Linked DNA regions of Homo sapiens: all the other regions are linked to region 1. A link is an interaction called in ENCODE POLR2A ChIA-PET data of the cell type or tissue named here. Cell type or tissue: HepG2. All regions are shown on one strand. Each heading gives the region's core, and the rest is flanking DNA. Links, peaks and the distances in the headings are about the cores only. Region 1 has its middle 3.0 kb from the start of SNX29-AS3. Region 2 overlaps CPPED1 (calcineurin like phosphoesterase domain containing 1). Region 3 has its middle 12 kb from the start of CPPED1. Region 4 overlaps CPPED1 (calcineurin like phosphoesterase domain containing 1).

What was found. Peaks named below come from ENCODE experiments on the same cell type or tissue, not always from the same donor. Only the 100,000 strongest peaks of a DNase experiment are listed, where the experiment ranks them.
Region 2: POLR2A ChIA-PET joins it to region 1 with 18 read pairs; 1 of 35 experiments calls an interaction of 5 or more read pairs at or near these places.
Region 3: POLR2A ChIA-PET joins it to region 1 with 6 read pairs; 5 of 35 experiments call an interaction of 5 or more read pairs at or near these places.
Region 4: POLR2A ChIA-PET joins it to region 1 with 9 read pairs; 6 of 35 experiments call an interaction of 5 or more read pairs at or near these places.

What each region holds. Positions count from the first base shown.
Region 1 is chr16:12,611,736-12,616,546 of GRCh38, forward strand. No RefSeq gene overlaps it. Among named protein-coding and RNA genes, the nearest start is that of SNX29-AS3, 3.0 kb to the left of the region's middle. RefSeq lists a cis regulatory region at 871-1,250 and enhancers at 1,411-2,610, 1,741-1,880, 2,061-2,220. In HepG2, for the core only: no CTCF peak of the experiment used is centred there; DNase peaks (open chromatin) are centred at 1,066, 1,786 and 2,126.
Region 2 is chr16:12,751,795-12,756,605 of GRCh38, forward strand. All of the region lies in intron 2 of CPPED1 (calcineurin like phosphoesterase domain containing 1), which reads right to left. It overlaps LOC105371090 (a long non-coding RNA gene), which reads left to right. Exons shown (of 3, transcript XR_007064993.1): 2 at 1,197-4,811. Among named protein-coding and RNA genes, the nearest start is that of MIR4718, 34 kb to the left of the region's middle. In HepG2, for the core only: no CTCF peak of the experiment used is centred there; a DNase peak (open chromatin) is centred at 2,467; H3K4me3 peaks cover 892 bases.
Region 3 is chr16:12,813,178-12,817,988 of GRCh38, forward strand. No RefSeq gene overlaps it. Among named protein-coding and RNA genes, the nearest start is that of CPPED1, 12 kb to the left of the region's middle. RefSeq lists a silencer at 3,772-3,972. In HepG2, for the core only: a CTCF peak has its summit at 2,389 (motif pointing left); a DNase peak (open chromatin) is centred at 2,394; H3K4me3 peaks cover 718 bases.
Region 4 is chr16:12,677,362-12,682,172 of GRCh38, forward strand. The region is part of intron 3 of CPPED1 (calcineurin like phosphoesterase domain containing 1); the gene reads right to left. Among named protein-coding and RNA genes, the nearest start is that of MIR4718, 41 kb to the right of the region's middle. In HepG2, for the core only: no CTCF peak of the experiment used is centred there; a DNase peak (open chromatin) is centred at 1,820.

The DNA of each region.
Region 1 (4,811 bases), core at 545-4,544:
TAAAAACCCATGAAAAGGGAGATTTTAAAAATTCACCAAGTGTTACCTAGATCTTTAGGGGTCCAGAGATGCCAACTAGTTTTGGGGCTCCACACCACAATGCAATAAAAAAAATGAGGCTGCTTTGGTCGAAAAGGGAGGTAACAATGTTACAGGCAAGGGGTCCTGATCCAGACCCCCAAGAGAGGCTTCTTGGATCTCGTGCACAAAAGAATTCAGGGGCAAGTCCACAGTGCAAAGCAAAAGTATGTTTATTAAGGAAGTAGCCTAAGTACTGTTAGCCATAGAGTAGGGCATTCCCAAAAGAAAGGGGAATGCATCCACTCTAGGTACAATGCTTGTTTATAGAGAATAAAAAAGATCATGAGGGGCCGGGCATGGTGATTCACGCCTGTAATCCCAGCACTTTGTGAGGCTGAGGTGGGGGGGATCACTTGAGGTCATGCGTTTGAGACTAGCCTACACAACATGGTCAAACAGTCTGTACTAAAAAATACAAAAATTAGCCAGGGGTGGTGGCACGTGCCTGTGCGCCCAGCTACTTGGGAGGCTAAGGCAGGAGAATTGCTTGAACCCGGGAGGTAGAGGTTGCAATGAGCTGAGACTGCACCATTGTACTCCAATCTGGACAACAGAGCAAGACTGCATCAAAAAACAAAACATCTTGATGAGAGACATGCTCTGCTACAAGGATTTGTAATAATTCTTAATTACTACATTTTACAAGAATCAGTATTATCTTCGAAGCGAAATTACGAATCCTTCTGTTCAAGGTATCAGGATAACATGACACTCCCACATCTGGGTCTCTTTAGTAAGCATTGAAGGATGTAATACCTCTTCCAAGATTTTAGCCTGTCAATTGTTAAGTACAATGAGTTCTGACATCCCATCCAAAGAGCCAATCTATCAGTACACGTTCGGCTCCCGTTTTGTCCATTTTAAAGTTTAACTTCCTCGTTCTCATCTCCTTGCCCCTAGTTTCAGTAAACAAGCTTTTCCACCAGTTCTAATCAGTAGGTCACATGTGTTGCCCTGGTCACCTACTCCATCCTGAGTCAACGCTGGTTACCTGCTCTGACTTCAATCATCGTGAGTCACCGGTTCTGTAGCAGTCATTCCTGCTTCTCAGACTTGTACCCACTGCTCTTTAAAATAGCCATTCGGAATTAGCTTACACTGTGGTCCAACCCTAGCCAATAGGGGAATGACAGCAGTAGAGGCTACCTGTCTCAGAAATAAGAACCCCTTCCTCTCCCTTGGTTCAGCTGTGCTCTCGCCATTGCTCCATCTGTAAGTCACCCTTCTATAGAAGTAAAATTGCCTTGAGGAAATTTTCAAGTGCTATTTCTTTTGTGGCATCAATAATTTTTAAGTGTTATTAATCTGTTCCCTTAACCAGAAACATCTAGAGGCCAAGAATAGCTACCAGTCCAGAATGCCGCCTCCCAAGTTCCAGCCTCATTTTCCTAGCCCTCATTCAGGACGGAGTTGCTCTGGTTCGAATGCCTCTGATAACAGACCCAAGAAGTTTCTTACTCATTCCCCCGTCTCCCCAAAGCCCACCCCCGCTGCTTAAAAAAAAAAAAAATTCACTGGGCTACTACATGGTGCTTGAGGTTGAAGTCTTTGAGCCTTGAGATTGTCATTTCAATGCAAATGTTTGTAAATTAGATGAAAGTCACAGATCAAGCCAGATAGAGGGGGAAGAATAGGGGATGTAGACCTTGGCCATGCTCCCAAGGAGAACGGCGGCAGACCAGCAGATGTTAATCATTAATCCGACAAACATTTCGATGCCTCTGCCCTTTGAACTCAAGGGCTGAAGGACAGGGACCAAGACAGGATGCTTGTTCCTTTTCTTTCCACGCCTTCCACCACCTCTTTGTTAAATATAGTGAACTCCAAGTTTCTCTTCAAAGAATCATTATGTCAGTATGTTCAGCTCTCTCATTCTTTGTTCTCCATTTTAACGTTTTTTGTGGTTTTCCTTCACCCCCTTGCCTCTAGATTCAGTGAGCAACTTTCCCACCAGTTCTAATCAGTAGTTCACATCTGTTCCACTGGTCACCTGCTTTGACCTGAGTCACCCTGGTCACCTGCTGTGTCCTGACTCATCCTTAGTCACCTGTTCTGTAACCGTCTTTCCTGCCAAGCTACTCACCCCCACCACTCCGACTCATACCCCTGGCTTTCTTTAAAATAGGCAATCGGAATTAGCTTAGACTGTGTGGTCCGACCTTAGCCAATAGGGGAATGACACAGCAGTAGGGGCTACCTACATCAGGAATAAAAACCCCTTCCCATCCCTTGTTCAGGTATGCCCTCAGTATTGCTCCACTCACGAGTTGCACCCTTCTATAGAAGTAAAAGCTGCAGAAAGTTAAATTTACATTTCAGTGCTATTTCTTTTATGGCACCGATTATTTATAACATCTTGGTCCATGAGAAGCCTTGTGACAGCCACTGTGTTTGGAATCCACTCTCCAAAAAGAAAAGCATCGTGCTCAGGGCCAAAGCTGCAATCATGCACGTGTGCTCTCCTTGGGCACATCGTCTCTTTTCAGACAAGGTTATGCATTATCAGTTTATAACTTGAAATCACAGAAAGAGAACGTTGATTCTGCAGTAACAGTAAGTGTTTAACCGTGTATACTAAAATCTTCATGTGAGAGTCGCAGTTCTCTCATGAATATACCTTGCATTTCACAGTCAGCCAAGTTGGCTCAAGACTCAGGGTAATAAACTCTAAATTACGGTAAGTCTTTAAGTTACATTGAAAAAACCACCAAAAAAAAGAACTTAAAGTCAGAAGAATGGAACCATTTGTCTCTTATCTACCTAGGACCTGGAAGCCCACCCCGCCCCTCCCCCACCGCGCCGTCGAGTCCTCCCAGCTTTGCTTCAAGTTGTCTTGCCTTTCTAGACCTGCCCCGTCTTTCCAGACCGAACCAATGTTCATCCAGCACGTATTGATGGATGTGTTATGTCTCCCTAGGAAGTGTAAAAGCCAGTTGTGTTCTGACCACCTCGGGCACAGGTCGTCAGGAACTCCTGAGAGTGTCACAGACAGGTGTGTTCAACTTTGGCAAAATAAACTTTCTGGATTAACTGCAACCTGTCTCAGATTTTCAGCATTTACAGATGTACACATGCTCACTCTAGAGCCTTTGCTCTTGACCCCTGGGTGCCCCTGCCTTTCACAGACACCTGTGTGCTTTCTGTAGGCAGATCTAGGGAATTCTCTGGCAAGAAAGCATTTAGGAACCTGCCCAGGCAATTCAGTGGTCAGCCAATATGGGGACTGGGAGTTAAATACTAGCTCTCTGCTTTTACCTACTAGTTACAACATTAAGTCGCTACAGAACACCCTCAGTTCACCTCTTAGTGTATCCTTTGAAAAAGGATACACTAATCTCTTTAAATGCATGACTGGTAATCAAATCAGATAATGCGTGTCAAAGCCTTTGAGTTATGATATGCACATATAATCCATTATCATAGTTCTAACAAGTACTTATCACTGGAAAATAGTAAGAAATCTTATTTTTGCCTAAATGGGGCCATCCCCCAAAGTATAAGAGAACCTTGTTACAGAAGATTTAACTACATTGAACGAGTCAGACCAGGCCTGGTGGCTCATGCCTATAATCCCAGCAATTTCGGAGGCCAAGGCACGAGGATTGCTCCAGTTGAGGAGTTTGAGACCATCCCCGACAAGATAGCAAGACCTTGTCTCTACGAAAGTTTAAAAATTAGCCAGGAGTGGTGGCATGCACTAGTAGTCCCCAGATACTTGTGGAGGATCACTCGAGCCCAGGAGATCGAGGCTATGATCTTACCACTACACTCCAGCCTAAAGCATAGGGTGAGACCGTGTGTTTAAAAAAAAAAAAAAAGTTGGGGGGTGGGGGGGTAACTCAGCATTGGAGATACCAAATGACTTCAGAAAATCCTTTTCTCCCATAAAGCAGAAGGGCCAAAGACCAGAAAAACATTAAAGGAGAAGAACCAGAAAACTAATAATACGGAGGACAAAAAAGAATGACGAAACCAATCCTTTCCCTAGTAATTGAAACAATTAACAAGGATATAGCTGAAGTAACTTGGAGCTGAAAATACTCATTTCATGGATCAGAAAGCATCAACAGAACAGGTGAAAGGAGATCTCTAGCTTGGCAAAGTTCTTATATAATCCTGCATATATCCAGGATAATAAAATGTTAACCACAATAGGCCGCAGTTTTTTTTAAAAAAATCCAGAATAGAACAAAGTTTAAAGGATTGAGCCATGACCTAACAATTTTATGCCACACGAAGCTACTGGTCTCATGTTTAAACAAGACATCATACAAGAAAGAAGAAAAAGTGACACTAACTCAGCCCTCTATATTAAAATGTGACATAAAGCTTGAATAGATATACTAATATCACCCTGCTCTAAGAATTAACCTCCGGTCAATAGCAACTGTATTAATAGCCTTAAGATGTCCCCAAGTATAAAGAACAAGAGACTCATGCTATCGTTTTTGGGTGGTGGGGATAGGGGAAAGACAGGGTCTCCTCTGTTAGCCAGGCTGGAGTACAGTGGCACGATCATGGCTCACTGCACCCTCAACCTCCCTCAACTCAAGGGATCCTCCTACGTTGACCTCCCCAGGCTTGAAAGATCCTCCTCTACACCTCAGCGTCCTGAGTAGCTGGGACTACAAGGCTGGTCTTGAACTCCTGGGCTCAAGCCATCTTCTCTCCCAAAGTGCTAGGATTACAGGTCTGAGCCCCTGCACCCCTCCCATTGCTACTTTTCAAAA
Region 2 (4,811 bases), core at 401-4,400, 140 kb after region 1:
ATTAATCTTTAGACTATTTTTGGTGTTTTTTTATGCTTTTCAGTTTTTCTAAGATGCTGAAACATTTAAAACTTAAAAAGAAATTGTAGCCCAATACCTAATCCTCAGTAAGATTTTCAGGACTCAGTGATAAAATAAATGAGAAATGTCTGTGCTAGGAAGCTCTGAATAGGAAGTAAAAAGCAAGCTTCCTAGAGCCACCAAAGTCATAGAATTCAAACCCAGTTTTGTCTGACTCCCCAGGTCAAAGCATTTCCCACTCTATCCCAAATTACTGAGCACAACTTTGCTTTGAAGATTAAAGCTTCCTCGTAATAAACTAGTTCTGGTTTATAAACTTAAACACAATGAGAATAGAGCAGAGGTTAAAGTGCTGTTTGAATATAAAAAGGCTCCTGCTTTCTTTAAGAAAGTCTATTAAAAAAACATCACAGGCTGTAACTGGATTTTGGTGTGAAAAGCATCTTCTGGCTCTTAAAAAGCCTAATTGATGTTAGTTTATGACATAAACTGGCTCCTGAATCACTGTTAGGGGTTTAATGAGTTGTCATGCTTGATAAGAAACTCTTATGTTATCTCCTACTCTACCACACGAAATATGGAAGCTTTGTTTAATCTTGACAGCCCTCACTTAATTCTCTCTAACGGCCTTCTGTTCAACCACAGTTGCCTTTAGATTGTTGGGAATAAATCAATCTGTGTCAGCTCTGAGTAGATCAAATTTATTAAATTCTGAAAATCAGTTAGAAGTCTATCCTGGCAGGTAAACAAATGAATAAAAAGACAGTATGTAATGGTATGAAAATTTATATATATAGTATATATATTTATATTATATATTATGTATATGTTTATATATTATATGATATATAATATATATTTATATATATAAAATCTTGCAAACTAAAACACATGCCAAAAATGAAGTGCTTTCAAAAACTGCACCAGAATAAAATAAAAACAAAGAAAAACATTTGGAGCTAGTAGAAATTATCTATTAAAATTCATCTCTGGCAAGACATTACATAACATATATTAATTAGATTATGTATTATATACTAGCTGTACTATTTATTAATATAATATATAATTACATATTAATAACATTATATAATATATAAATATGTCAATATATTAATGACATATATCTATTTCCGCCTCTCTAGCCATAAACTCCAAACTCTCTTGCCTTTCAGATTCATAAACTGAAGACCGATAGCAAAATGATGTTCAGTTAAGCAAATTCAACATGTCTGAACCTTCATAAATTCGGTATAGTGTGAATTTATGATCTAAATTTTTTTTTACTATCCTATTATTCTATTCACTGTGAAAAATATTTCTTTGAAAAGTTACTGGATTTCTTTACACACTGCTATGGACTGAATGTTTGTGTCACTCCCAAATTCGCATGTTGAAATCCTAGCCCCCAGTGATGCTGTCCTGCAGTGTGATCCTGGCCTCGGGAGACGTCTGTCCCCAGCAGAGCTAATCACCTTTACTCTTTGGGTGAAATTGAAACTGATAATATTTTGATGTCAACGCATCTCATTCAAGAGCTGAGCTGTGAAATCCTACGAAGCCATGGCAGGGGTAGGTCCCGTGCGTGCCCCAAAACCAAGAAAGCCAGGCTTTGGCAAAGGAACAAACAAAAGCAGCAGCAGCAGCAGAGAACAGAAGGCCATGCGGTCCCAGTGATGGCAAAAGTCACTGATCGCCACCCTTCCTGGTCAGATGGCCACCTTTCCTGGTCACTGATCTCCATGCCTAGACCCTCCCCTCCTCCTCCAGGTCTGACTACTCTTCCTGTCCCTGGATTCTCAATCTTCCCAAGTCTCAACAACCCCAGCCACCTCATACATTCATAAATTCCCCCTTCCTCAGAATCCATGTGTCTACCCGCCCTCCTGCCCCTAATGTGAACACACTTCCCGTTTTCCACAGGGAGCCTGTGGTTCTTTATTTGGTTCTTCTCCCTACAGGAGCCCCCTCTCATTTATTTTTTTAACGTCTCCCTTTCATAAAGTGTAGCTTTCTGAGGTTATCCAATCCTATCTGGTGACCGATCCAGGAAAAGAGGAAATGAAGCTGGCCCTCCTGTGTGGCTTGGGGAGAACCTAGGTAAGAATGACAGGCTGGGTAATGAATGGCAGCTCTGGTTGCTTGCAAGGGTGATCCTGGTCATTGCATCACGAGAAAGTCAGTCTCACGGGGGTCTTGGTAGCCCTCCTTTCCAGCTGACAGCCCTCTGAGGCTCTGCACGCAGAGTTTTTCATTTCTTTGTACACCATTGCTTTTTCAGGTAGAAGAAAACAGAGACGCTTAGTCCCTAAACTGCATCTCAGTGATGGAGGGGCACACTCGGGTTCACTGTGGCTTTTGAACCCACCCATTTGAGGGTTTAGAGGCTCTGTTTGATGACAGATGAAATAATATTGATTTTAAAACCAGCTCCACCTCTAGAACATTTCGACAGAGTGTTTTCAAGCCAAACCAAACACCAGATGAAGCCCTCTTAGTTCAAGGCAACTTTATTTCACCAGCAGCTGCTTGTTAGCTGTGGATCTGCTGTGGTGAACACACACAGGGGCGCCTGTCTTTCCCCATCATGAGACGGGCCCCCCATGCTAAAAGCAGTCACATTTAATACACTCAGGGAAGGGGGGCCCAATTTCTAAACCTGATGTCTACAAATCTGATTAAACAAATTAAAGGGGCATGTGCACATTATAAGCAGGTTCTTCATCTTACAAAAGCATCCAGTGCAGAGTCCCTCTAAGGTCCTCCTGCATAGTCTATTTATAAAAATCCAATTTCACAGGACCTTCTCCACAGCTGACAGGCAGAGGCCAAAAGGGAGAATACCAGCTTTTCTTTGGCCCCACAATGGACCCAACTGAAAAAAATGTTAAAGTGTAGCATAGGCAGGTGCTGTGGCTCACACCTGTAATCCCAGCACTTTGGGAGGCCAAGGCGGGAGGATCACCTGAAACCAGGAGTTCGAGACCAGCCTGGGCGACACAGTGAGACCTCTGTCTCTATTAAAATTAAAAAAAAAATTCTTTAAATTAGGCCGGCATGGTGGTGTGTACTTGTAGTCCCAGCTATTCAGGAGCTGAGGTGGGAGGATGGCTTGAGCACAGGAGTTAGAAGCTGTAGTGAGCCGTGACTACAGCACTGCACTCTAGCCTGGGCAACAGAGAGATCTGTTGTACAAAAAATGTGTAGCTAGCAGAAAAAGGTAAGTCAGATTCACTGGAAAACATCTGCTCCCAGGAAGCTGCAGGCAAATGTGGCTTATTCAAGACTAAGGTGAACAGTTTCCTCCTGGACATAAAGTGGCAAAAATGGGGTCAAATCATCTCTGATGGGTCCCTTCTGGCATTGGAATTGCATCATTTTTATGACGAGCATACCAGTGATGCTCATGTATTAATCACTGACATTCTCTCAGGGTAACCTTCTCACAAGCATACAGTATGCATTCTTTTTTTTTTTTTTTTTTGAGACAAGGTCTCCCTCTGTTGCCCAGGCTGCAGTTCAGTGGCACGATCATAGCTCACTGCAGCCTTGACCTCCCAGGCTCAAGCAATCCTCCTACCTCAGCCTCCTGAGTAGCTGGGACTACAGGTGCATGCCACCATGCCTGGCTAATTTTTGTATTTTTTGTAGAGATGGGGTCTCACTATGTGGCTGAGGCTGGTGTATGAACTCCTGGCCTCAAGCAATCCTCCCACCTCAGCCTCTCAACATGCTAGGATTACAGGCATGAACTACCACACCCTGCCTCAATATGTATCTTTATGTGTCTACTTGTTAGGATGTTAGGGCATTTTTGTGATAGATATAAATACTTTCCAGAAGGCTAATACGCATACAATAAAGTTAATTTACTCATTTGCTTCATCATAGGAAAACAGCTAGACACATTCAGCAAATTTAGAAGATATGTTTGGGACAGCGTCATGTGAAATCCAAGTTATGTGGCATATATGAAATTTGCATGGCAGGGGCGTGGTGGGGGCACTCTGCAAGATGCCTCAAAGAATCAGAAGTTGCTGGGTACGGTGGCTCACGCCTGTAAACCCAGCACTTTGGGAGGTCAAGGCGGGCGGATCACCTGAGGTCAGGAGATGACCATCCTGGCTAACACGGTGAAAACCTGTCTCCAATAAAAACACAAAAAATTAGCCGGGCGTGGTCGCGGGCACCTGTAGTCCCAGCTACTCGGGAGGCTGAGGCAGGAGAATGGCGTGAACCCAGGAGGCGGAGCTTGCAGTGAGCCAAGATCGCGCTACTGCACTCCAGCCTGGGCAACAGAGCGAAACTCCGTCAAAAAAAACAAAAAAAAATCGGAAGTTGGTTCAGCTCTAGGCCAGCTGAAACTCATATAATGACACGTCCACAAGACTGGCAATTTGGGAAGGACACGCTGTCCATACTGAGAAGCTGTGGATGTAGTCAGTTATCGTCTTAAATAAGAGTCTCAAACTGAAATTCACAAGGGCAAAATGCTGCAAATTATGGGAGTGATCTGCAACAATGCTGCATCTCACGTGGGCAGTTCCACGCAAACTACTCTGGGGCTGTGGCAGCAGAGATGCATTTAAGAACAGTGAGCCAGGTGCGGTGGCTCATGTCTGTAATTCCAGCATTCTGTGAGGCTGAGGAGGGAGGACCACTTGAGGTCAGTTCGAGACCAGCTGGCTAACATGGCAAAACCCTGTGTCTACTAAAAATACAAAAAAATTAGCTGGGTGTGATGGCACAGGCATGGTGGAGCACACCTGTCATCCCAGTTACTTGGGAGG
Region 3 (4,811 bases), core at 547-4,546, 200 kb after region 1:
AACACAGTGTTATAATATTATGGGACTACCATCATATGTGAATATATGTGTTAGGTTGTTGACCAAAATACCATGCAGCATGTGACTGTATATACAGTCTTGGGACCCCAAAATCACTAAGGCAAAGGGAAAAGTCAGGCTGGGAACAGCATCAGGCAAAACTGCCTCCCATTTTATTCCTAAATAAGATAGCTACAAAAATAAAAACATTACATACCTCCCTCACAATTTGCCCACAAGGAAATTCCTTGTGGACAAAGGACAGATATAACTCAGTCATCCCTCTGCTCATATGAGATAAATGCATATCTGACTGCTTCCTCTGCCGCTTTCTTCCTTCCTTCCTTTTTTTTTTTTTTGTTTTAGATGGAATCTCCCTCTGTTGCCCAGGCTGGAGTGCAATGGCGCAATCTCGGCTCACTGCAACCTCTGCCTCCCAGCTCCCAGGTTCAAGGGATTCTCCTGCCTCAGCCTCCCAAGTAGCTGAGATCACAGGCATGTCCCACCACGCCTGGCTAATTTTGTACTTTTAGTAGAGACGGGGTTTCACCATGTTGGTCAGGCTGGTTTTGAACTCCTGACCTGAAGTGATCCACCCAACTTGGCTTCCCAAAGTGTTGGGATTACAGGTGTGAGCCACCACGCTGGGCTTTTTCAAGTGATTCTCCTGCCTCAGCCTCCCAAGTGACAAGGGGGCTGGGCATGGTGGTTCACATCTGGGATCCCAGCATTTTGGGAGGCCAAGGGAGAGGATCATGTCAACCCAGGAGTTCGAGGCCAGCCTGGGCAACATAGCAAGACCCCATATCTACAAAAAATACAAAAATTAGCTGGGCATGGTGGCACATGCCTGTAGTTCCAGCTACTCTGGAGGCTGAGGGGAGGGCATCATCTGAGCCCAGAAAGTCAAGGCTGCAGTGAGTCGTGATGAGGCTACTGCCCTCCAGCCTGGGAGACAGAGTGAGGCTCTGTCTCAAAAAAAAAAAATTATTTTGTGTATCTGAAATACCAATTTAATTGAGCATTCATATTGTATCTGGCACCCGTAGGCTAGTATCTACCATATTGGACAGCACACATGTGGAACATTCCCATCGATGCAGAATTTCTATTGGACAATGCTGATTCAGAACATTCATGAATAACCTGTAGCCAGTGAATCTTTCCTGTTGCTTCGGTTCTTCTGTCCGATGGCCTACCTCTGGCATGTGGGACAGAACAGCCGTAAGTATGCTCACCTTCTCAAATGCAGTTCTCAGCCTTGGAAGCAGATAGTACTAATTGTTCCAACTATTTTTCATCCAGAAACTTGAGTTTAACTTACCATTTAGGCTTTCTTTTCTACCTCCCCTATATTGCTTAACACTCCCTTGTAAATTACTTTCTGGATGATAGTGGAGCTTACTGTTAACTTTTTTCTTCTTCTCCTTTTTTTTTTTTTTTTTTTTTTTTAAGACAGAGTTTCGCACTTGTTGCCCAGGCTGGATGCAGTGGCACGATCTCGGCTCACTGCAGCTTCCGCCTCCCAGGTTCAAACGATTCTCCTGCATCAGCATCCCAAGTAGCCAGGATTACAGGCACCCACCACCACGCCTGGCTAATTTTTTGTATTCTTAGTAAAGACGGGGTCTCATCATGTTGGCCAGGCTGCTCTCAAATTCCTGACCTCAGGTAATCCACCCGCCTCGGCCTCCCAAAGTGCTGGGATTATAGGCATGAGCCACCGTGCCAGGCCAACTTTCTAATCTTCATTTTTTTTTCATCTGAATAATGAACCCAGCCTCCTGAAGCATTTAAATATTTTGCAATTGTTCTCTTGGGTTGTGAAATGAACTTTTCCCCCTTTTTCAACAAGAATAAGAATATTCCTGAAAGCTCCACTCCACTGAACTCAATTGTGCATTGACCGTACAACTTAAGCTCTTTGCAGAGGTATGAGCTCCCCAAGGCTTATGTATCCATTAGAATACACCAAGTGTCCAGAACAGGACCTGACACATAGGAAGCCCTTAATGAATACAAAGCCCTTAATAAAAAGACCCTAATCAAAGTGGAATTTGCTTCTCGGTTAAACTTACTAATGTTGAGAATCCCAAGGGCAGATTCCAAATTCCATTTAGTTTCTCCATGAATCTTGGTATTGGATGAGTTTACAATGAATAACAACAACAGAATTTTACATACTTCAACCCCCACCTCTTGCCTTGCTGTTTGTCATATATTCTTGCAAAGTAACTGTAGTCTGTTCTGGCCCTCTCAGGATGACATTTTTGTCACTGGGGGCCAGGGCAAAATTGAAAGCCACCAGTTTTGTCGGAAAACACTGTTGATACATGCAACCCTTTCTGCGTTTCATTTTCTTTCTCTATCTTCCCCCTGCTGGGCACTGTTTGATTGAAACCAAATCCTGTGTTTGCTAACATCATAACTGTGCTTTGTTTCCTAAGAGAAGGAACACATGTCTGAATCTGTCAGCTCTTACTGGTTTTTATCTTCCCAAAGCACTAGCTTGGTTTTTTATTGAGCATTTAATATTCTGGACTATAAGGTCTGTACGCAGAGGCACTCCAACAACAGGATTCTGGATTTTCTCTCTTGGGACTCTGAACATATTAGTCTCAATTAGTGGTTCTCAACCCGGGCTGCACATTAGAACCGCTTGGGGAGCTTTTGAAGCATATTCGTTCCAAGACTTCACCCTGGGAATTTCTGATTGGATGAGTTTTGGATGAGACCTCAGCATTGCTCTTTCAATGTCCCAGGTGATCCTAATATGAAGCTAGGGTGAAGAACTGCTTGTCCACACTCTAAAATAAGCCAACTGGCTGGGCGCAGTGGCTCATGCCTGTAATCCCAGCACTTTGGGAGGCCGAGGCGGGTGGATCACTTGAGGTCAGGAGTTCGAGATTAACCTGGACAATATGCTGAAGCCCTGTCTCTACTAAAAATACAAAAAAAAAAAAAAAAAAAAAAAATTAGCCAGGCGTGGTGGCGCATACCTGTAATCCCAGGTATTTGGGAGGCTAAAGCAGGAGACTCACTTGAACCTGGGAGGTGGAGCTTCCAGTAAGCTGAGATCATGCCACTGCACTCCAGCCTGGGTGATAGAGTAAGACTCTGTCTCAAAAAAAAAAAAAAAAAAAAAAAGAATAAAATAAAATAAGCCAAGCACCTGAGTCAAGTGAATGGCAAGTGAACAATACAGCCTATTGCTGCTGGTGTGAGGAGACAAATGCAATACACTGCTGAGTCACTGGGCACTGGGATACATACCTTTTCATACAGAGTCCTATTTAAGCTTCACCACAGTCTTGAAATTTTATGCATAGGATTGAATGATTGAAGAGTGTCTTCAGAAAATTCATGTCCATCTAGAACCTGTGAATTTGATCTTAATTGTAAGACAGGTCTTTGCAGATGTAATCAAGTTAATACTCATACTGGATTGGAGTGGGCCCTAAATCCAATGACTGATATCTTCTAAAAAAAATTTTTGGCCAGGCACGGTGGCTCATGCCTGTAATCCCAGCACTTTGGGAGGCTGAGGTGGGTAGATCACTTGAGGTCAGGAGACCAGCCTGGCCAACATGGTGAAATTCCTTCCTTACTAAAAATACAAAAATTAGCCAGGCGTGGTGGCAGGTGCTTGTAATCTCAGCTACTCAGGAGGCTGAGGCTGGAGAATTGCTTGAACCCAGGAGGAAGTGGTTGCAGTGAGCCGAGATTGCATCATTGCACTCCAGCCTGGGCAACAAGAGTGAAATTCCATCTTAAAAAAACAAACAACAACAAAAAAATTATAGAGTGTTCCTTCTCTTGTTTCCTAAGAAAAGGAACACATGTCTGAATCTGTCAAGTCTTGCTGGTTTTTATCTTCCCAAAGCACTAGCTTGTTTTTTTTTAGATTTTGTTTGTTTGTTTGAGATGGAGTCTTGCTCTGTCACTCAGGCTGGAGTGTAATCTCAATGGTGTAATCTCAGCTCGCTGCAACCTCTACCTCCTGGGTTCAAGCAGTTCTCCCTGCCTCAGCCTTCCGAGTAGCTGGGATTACAGGCACCTGCCACCATGCTTAGCTAATTTTCTTTCTTTTTTTTTTTTTTGTATTTTTAGTAGAGATGGGGTTTTGCCATTTTGGCCAGGCTGGTCTCAAACTCCAGACCTCAAGTGATCCACCCACCTCGGCCTCCCAAAGTGCTGGGATTACAGACGTGAGCCACCAGGCTTGGCCTAGCCTGTTTTTTTTTTTTTTTTTTTTTTAATTGAGGATATAATATTCTGGAGAAATAAGGTCTGTAGCTAGAGGCACTCCAACATCAGGATTCTGGATTTTCTCTCTTCAGACTCTGAGCATATTAGTCTCAATTAGTGGTTCTTAATCCTGGCTGCACATTACAATTTCCTGGGGAGCTTTTCAAGCATATTCGTCCTAAGACTTCACTCTGGGAGTTTCTGATTGGATGTCATGTTGCCCAGCTGGTCTTTAACTCCTCGGCTCAAGTGATCCTCTTGCCTAGGCCTCCCAAAGTGCTGGGATTACAGGCATGAGCCACCGTGCCTGGGCTGATGTCTTTTAAGAAGAGAAGAGGACACACAGAGAAAGCAATGTGAAGACAACCACAGAGATTAGAGTGTGTGGCTAGGATGCATCTATAAGACAAGGAATATCAAGGATAACAGAAAACACCAGAATCTAGGGCCCAGCATGACGGCTCACGCCTGTAATCCCAGCACTTTGGGAAGCTGTGGTGGGAGAATTGCAGCCTGGGCAACATAACGAGAACCTGTCTCTGCAATAAAATTTTAAAAATTAC
Region 4 (4,811 bases), core at 318-4,317, 65 kb after region 1:
GGCGCGGTGGCTTATGCCTGTAATCCCAGCACTTTGGGAGGCCGAGGCGTGCAGATCACTTGAGGCTAGGAGTTTGAGACCAGCCTGGCCAACATGGCAAAACCCTGTCTCTACTAAAAATACAGAAATGTGGATGTGGATGTGGTGGTGGGCGTCAGTAATCCCAGCTACTTGGGAGGCTGAGGCACGAGAATCACTTGAACCTGGGAGGCAGAGGCTGCAGTGAGCTGAGCTCGTGCCACTGCACTCCAGTTTGGTGGCAGAGCGAGACTCTGTCTCAAAAAAAGAAAAAAGGAAGTGCCACGGTCGTGTATGTGTCTTCCTTCTTGTGGTAAGCATCAAAGCATCCCATCACTTCCGGCTTCAGCCTTTCATTGATTCAAACCCTCTCATCCCCAAATCCTGTTAACTAGCATGGCATCTTAAAGACATTTTCATGGAACTTCTTTTGAGGATCACTTGGAACTTAATTGACCTGGGTCAGCAAACATTTTCCAGAAAGGTCTGGACAGTAAATATTTTCGCCTTTGTGGGCCATGTGGTCTCTGTCACGACTACTCAACTCCGCCTTCCTTTGTAGCGTGAAAACAGCCATAGAAAGTATATAAGCTTGTGGGCATGGCTGTGATCCAATAAAACTTTATTTACAAAAATAGGAGGAAGGCCACCCTCACTAATAAAGCATACCATTAAAAAGAATACACTTGGGTAAAGTTCAGCCAAGAGTTCTTGATTCTTCAAAAGTCTGAAAGTTTCTGTGCTTCTCAAAAATAAAAATCAAAAAACAGTGACAACAAAGGAAAGAGTAATTTGTAGTTTCATTTATAAAACCATGAATGCCATTTCAAATAAGGGAGGCAAGTGAATTGTGTTAGTGAACACAAAAAAGGTCAACTATTCTATAAGTAAGAGCATCTGTCCTGACGGTCAGAAAGAGACTTCTATATCTACTTTAAAAGTGTCCACATCCTTCCATCTAAAAAAGTAACTCAGATCTAATTCAACTGTTTTGGCCATTATAGGTACCTTGCATTTCCACGGAAATTTTACAATCAGTATGCTGATTTCTACAAATAATAAAACTGCTATAATTTTGATTGGGATTTTGTTGAATCTGTCGCTCAATCGGGGGGGAAATGCCGTATTAACATTGGCCCTGCAATCCATGAACATGGTCTACTTTTCCATTTACTCAGGTCTTTTAAAATTACTTTCAGCAATGTTTTGTAAAGGTAGAGGTCTTGGACATCCTTTGCTATTCCTAGGTATTTCATGTTTTATGGTGCTATTGTAAATTGAATTATTTTTGTAATTTCACTTAACAATTGCTTGCTGATAGTATATAAAAATACAATTATTTTTGTCTATTAACCTTGTATCCTGAGACCTTGCTAAATTCATTTATTCATTCTAGTAATTATTTTGTAGATTCCTGGGATTTTCTAAGTTAAAAAAAATCGTATCATCTGCAAATAGGCCATTTTACTTCCTATCTTTATGTTTCTTATTTCTTTCTCTTGCTTTTTGCAATAGTTAGGATCTCCAATACAATGTTAAAAAGTATTGGTGAAAATACTCTTTTTCTTGTTGGTTATAAATTTAGTTTTCATATTCCTATTTTTTAGACTTTTGATATGACTGCTAAATTATTCTTCAGAAAAACATAATCAATTTAAATACCCAACAAGGATTTGAGAGTTTGATCAGTGAAAGCTCATTCTTTGGTGATCTCACAAAAGCCTTGCAAAGATTAAAAGGGAAACTCCTCAGGAGGACCTAAAGTAAATATTTGTTTATCCAGAACTTCTGAGTAACTGCTATCCTCCCCATTCGTTTTTCATGCTGGATAATCCCTTTCATCTTCCTCTGAACAAAGCAGGTTCACGGACTTACTATGGTTGGACGTGTGTGTAAAGAGTAGGTGGATATTCTTTTTACTATTCCTTTTCTTGCATCTTTTCTGTAAGCTTGAAAATATTTCCAAATAAAATGTAAAACAAAAACAAAAACAAAAACAATGCATACTTGTTAAATTAAACCCAAATGTTGTAAAAATACAGAATATCAAACAAAAGAAAGTGGGAGGAGGGAAATTTCTTGAAATCCCTATTCCTGTTTTAGGAGTTTAGTGTGTATTTTCCAGATAATTTAAATGTGTATACTACTATATATGTTAGATATAGATCTAAAGAAACATATATACATACACAAAATTTCACAAAAATGGAATAGGCTACATACAGATTTGCAACTTGCTTTTATATATTCGACAATGTATCTTTTACTTATTCCATTCAGGATATGCTGCCCTATTTTAGAGCTACTCACTAACATCCTGAAAACTGTATTTCTGATGTTGGGGCTCAGAAATGGTACCCCAAAACATGGCACTTTGACACGCTAAACTAAAGCAGCAGCCTCAAGGTCTCTCTGACCTTCCCTCCCCAAGAGCAGTGACAGACTGTCTCTGGAATTTCCTTATCTGACTAAGGAGATGTCTTTCTAAAAGAAATGCAATTATCTTAAGAATCCCTCCCTAGGAATCTCATCAAATAACCGAGAAAGATTAGCCAATGGAAAAGAGAAGAGACTAAAAGTCATCACCATGCCCAGACAGACTTTTCTTCCATTCTTCTGAGAGTAGCTCCAAGAGATTACCTGGGAGACTTTATCTACATAATAAGACAACCTTTGTTCACAATGCAGTTCTGCCTCTTACCTTCCCATAACTTACTGGTCCCATTCAGTTTCCTAAAAAAATCATTTAGAAGGTAATGTCTGCTTCCTAGGCCCATTCAATTCCCCTAAAAATCATTTATGACTGCTCAAAATTGCCTGCATTTCTCCCATCTCCCTCTCCCCTATGAATAGGGTATATAAGCTTCAACCATTTGCCCCGAGTCTTATATATTGTATGGCTCTCAAGTTCAGCACATTAATAAATCTGTATGCATTTTTTCCTGTTCACCTGTTTATTGTCAGTTCATTTCGACAGTGAACCTTCAGAAGGTGGAACAAAAGCTTTCCCTCTGCCCCCACACTGCTATGTAAAATCTAGGTTGCCGGATGATCAATCTGTATCTTAATAATAAAAATACTGTAAACTGGGAGGTCAGGAGAGTTCAGAGCCTTTCAGCCCTCTAAGGACTACTCACATGCATGGGGACACACATAGTTACTACAGCTTCTCAGAGAGCATCCAGATTCAGGGGGCAGAGACAGCCCCCAGGGAAGAAGGAGTCTTGTCTGCACAGCCCCTCTGATCTGGGTCTTGGGGGAGAAGCCCAACTACTCCTGCTTGCTGTATCATCAGCATGAGAAGAGAGACACTCTCAGGTTACGGAGTGCCTAAGCCAAGCAGCTCTGCCCCTGTGAGACCTGGGGTGGGCTGTAGGGGCAATATCTCCTTCTGGAGCTAAGCCTCTCAAAGGTTTCACTGTGATGGGTCCACGTGCTCCTGGGCTGAACCCTGCTGGAAACCTGGGTTCAAGCCTCATCTCCTCTGATGCATGTGACATTAACACCTATACACTTGGTCATTTCAGGCATTTGTTCACATGTCTGGTCCATGTGATATAAAGCATCTGGTTTATCTTAGGATTCATAGCCTCCTCTTGAGATTCTCTTCCTCTTTCTTTCTTTTTAATGTTTTGCTTGGGTAGGAAGCAATGGCCCAGTTGTCAAAATGACCTTTACCTAAAGCCAGCTCATACTCTAAAACCTGAAGAGATTTCTTTGCTTTAAGGATTCCTCCCCCGACCCCCGTTTCCCCCCGTAAAGAATAGCCATGCGTTATTATTTCAATGTGCCCCCCAACGTTTAAGTGTTATAAACTTAATCCCCAGGGTAACAGCGTTGGGAGATGGACCTTTAAGAGATGATTAGGTCACGGGGGCTCTGCCCTCAAGAATGCATTAATGCTGTTATCAGAGAAGTGGCTTCCTGATTTTAAAACAAGGATGAATTTGGCCAGGCCCCTTTCCTCCTCACTCTTGCCAGGGATGCCCCAACAAGAAGGCCCTCACCAGATACAGCCCCTTGACCTTGGACTTCCCAACCCCCAGAACTGTAAAAAATCAATCTCTGTTCTTTATAAATTACCCAGGCTCAGGTATTCTGTTATAGCAGCACAAAACGAACTAAGACACCATGTAAATTACACTTTTCATACCTCACCTGATTAACGATTCACAAAAATTATATTCTTCCCTTTTCAAAGCTCCTCTTAATTAAAACTAAGAATGTGGGAGATGGGGATGGCACAGAAGTGGCCTAGAAAACACCTAGGGCTGTGCATTCTCGGCTTCATTAGGATGTAAGTAGTTCTGCAGCAAAAGGTTTGAGAAAGAGTGGATGGAAGAGGTTCAGTGGTCACAGTTATCACACCAACACCTGGAGGCAGCTGAGGGGGGCCCACATTCCCGTTCATAAAATGACGTTTCCCACTTCCACCCACCGCATCTGCATCCGACTTAGAATCAGAAAGGACATGGGGATGTGCTCTCACACTCCAGGGCAAAGAGCAGAATTGGGAAATAATTACTCTCCAGGGGCTAGAGGTGGCTGGCTGCCCACTTGAGTCCACAGCCTTGAGAGTGTGATTACAGCATAGCATCACTTCCCTATCCTGGACTCGAGGATTAGTTATGCTCCTCCAACCCCCAGACTCACTGCCGTTTATTACTTTTTTGAGACAGTGTCTCTCTCGGTCGCCTATGTTGGAGTGCAGTGGCGCGATCTTGGCTCACTGCAACTTGCGTATCCTGGGTTCAAGCAGTTCTCCCTGCCTCAGCCTCCCGAGTAGCTGAGAT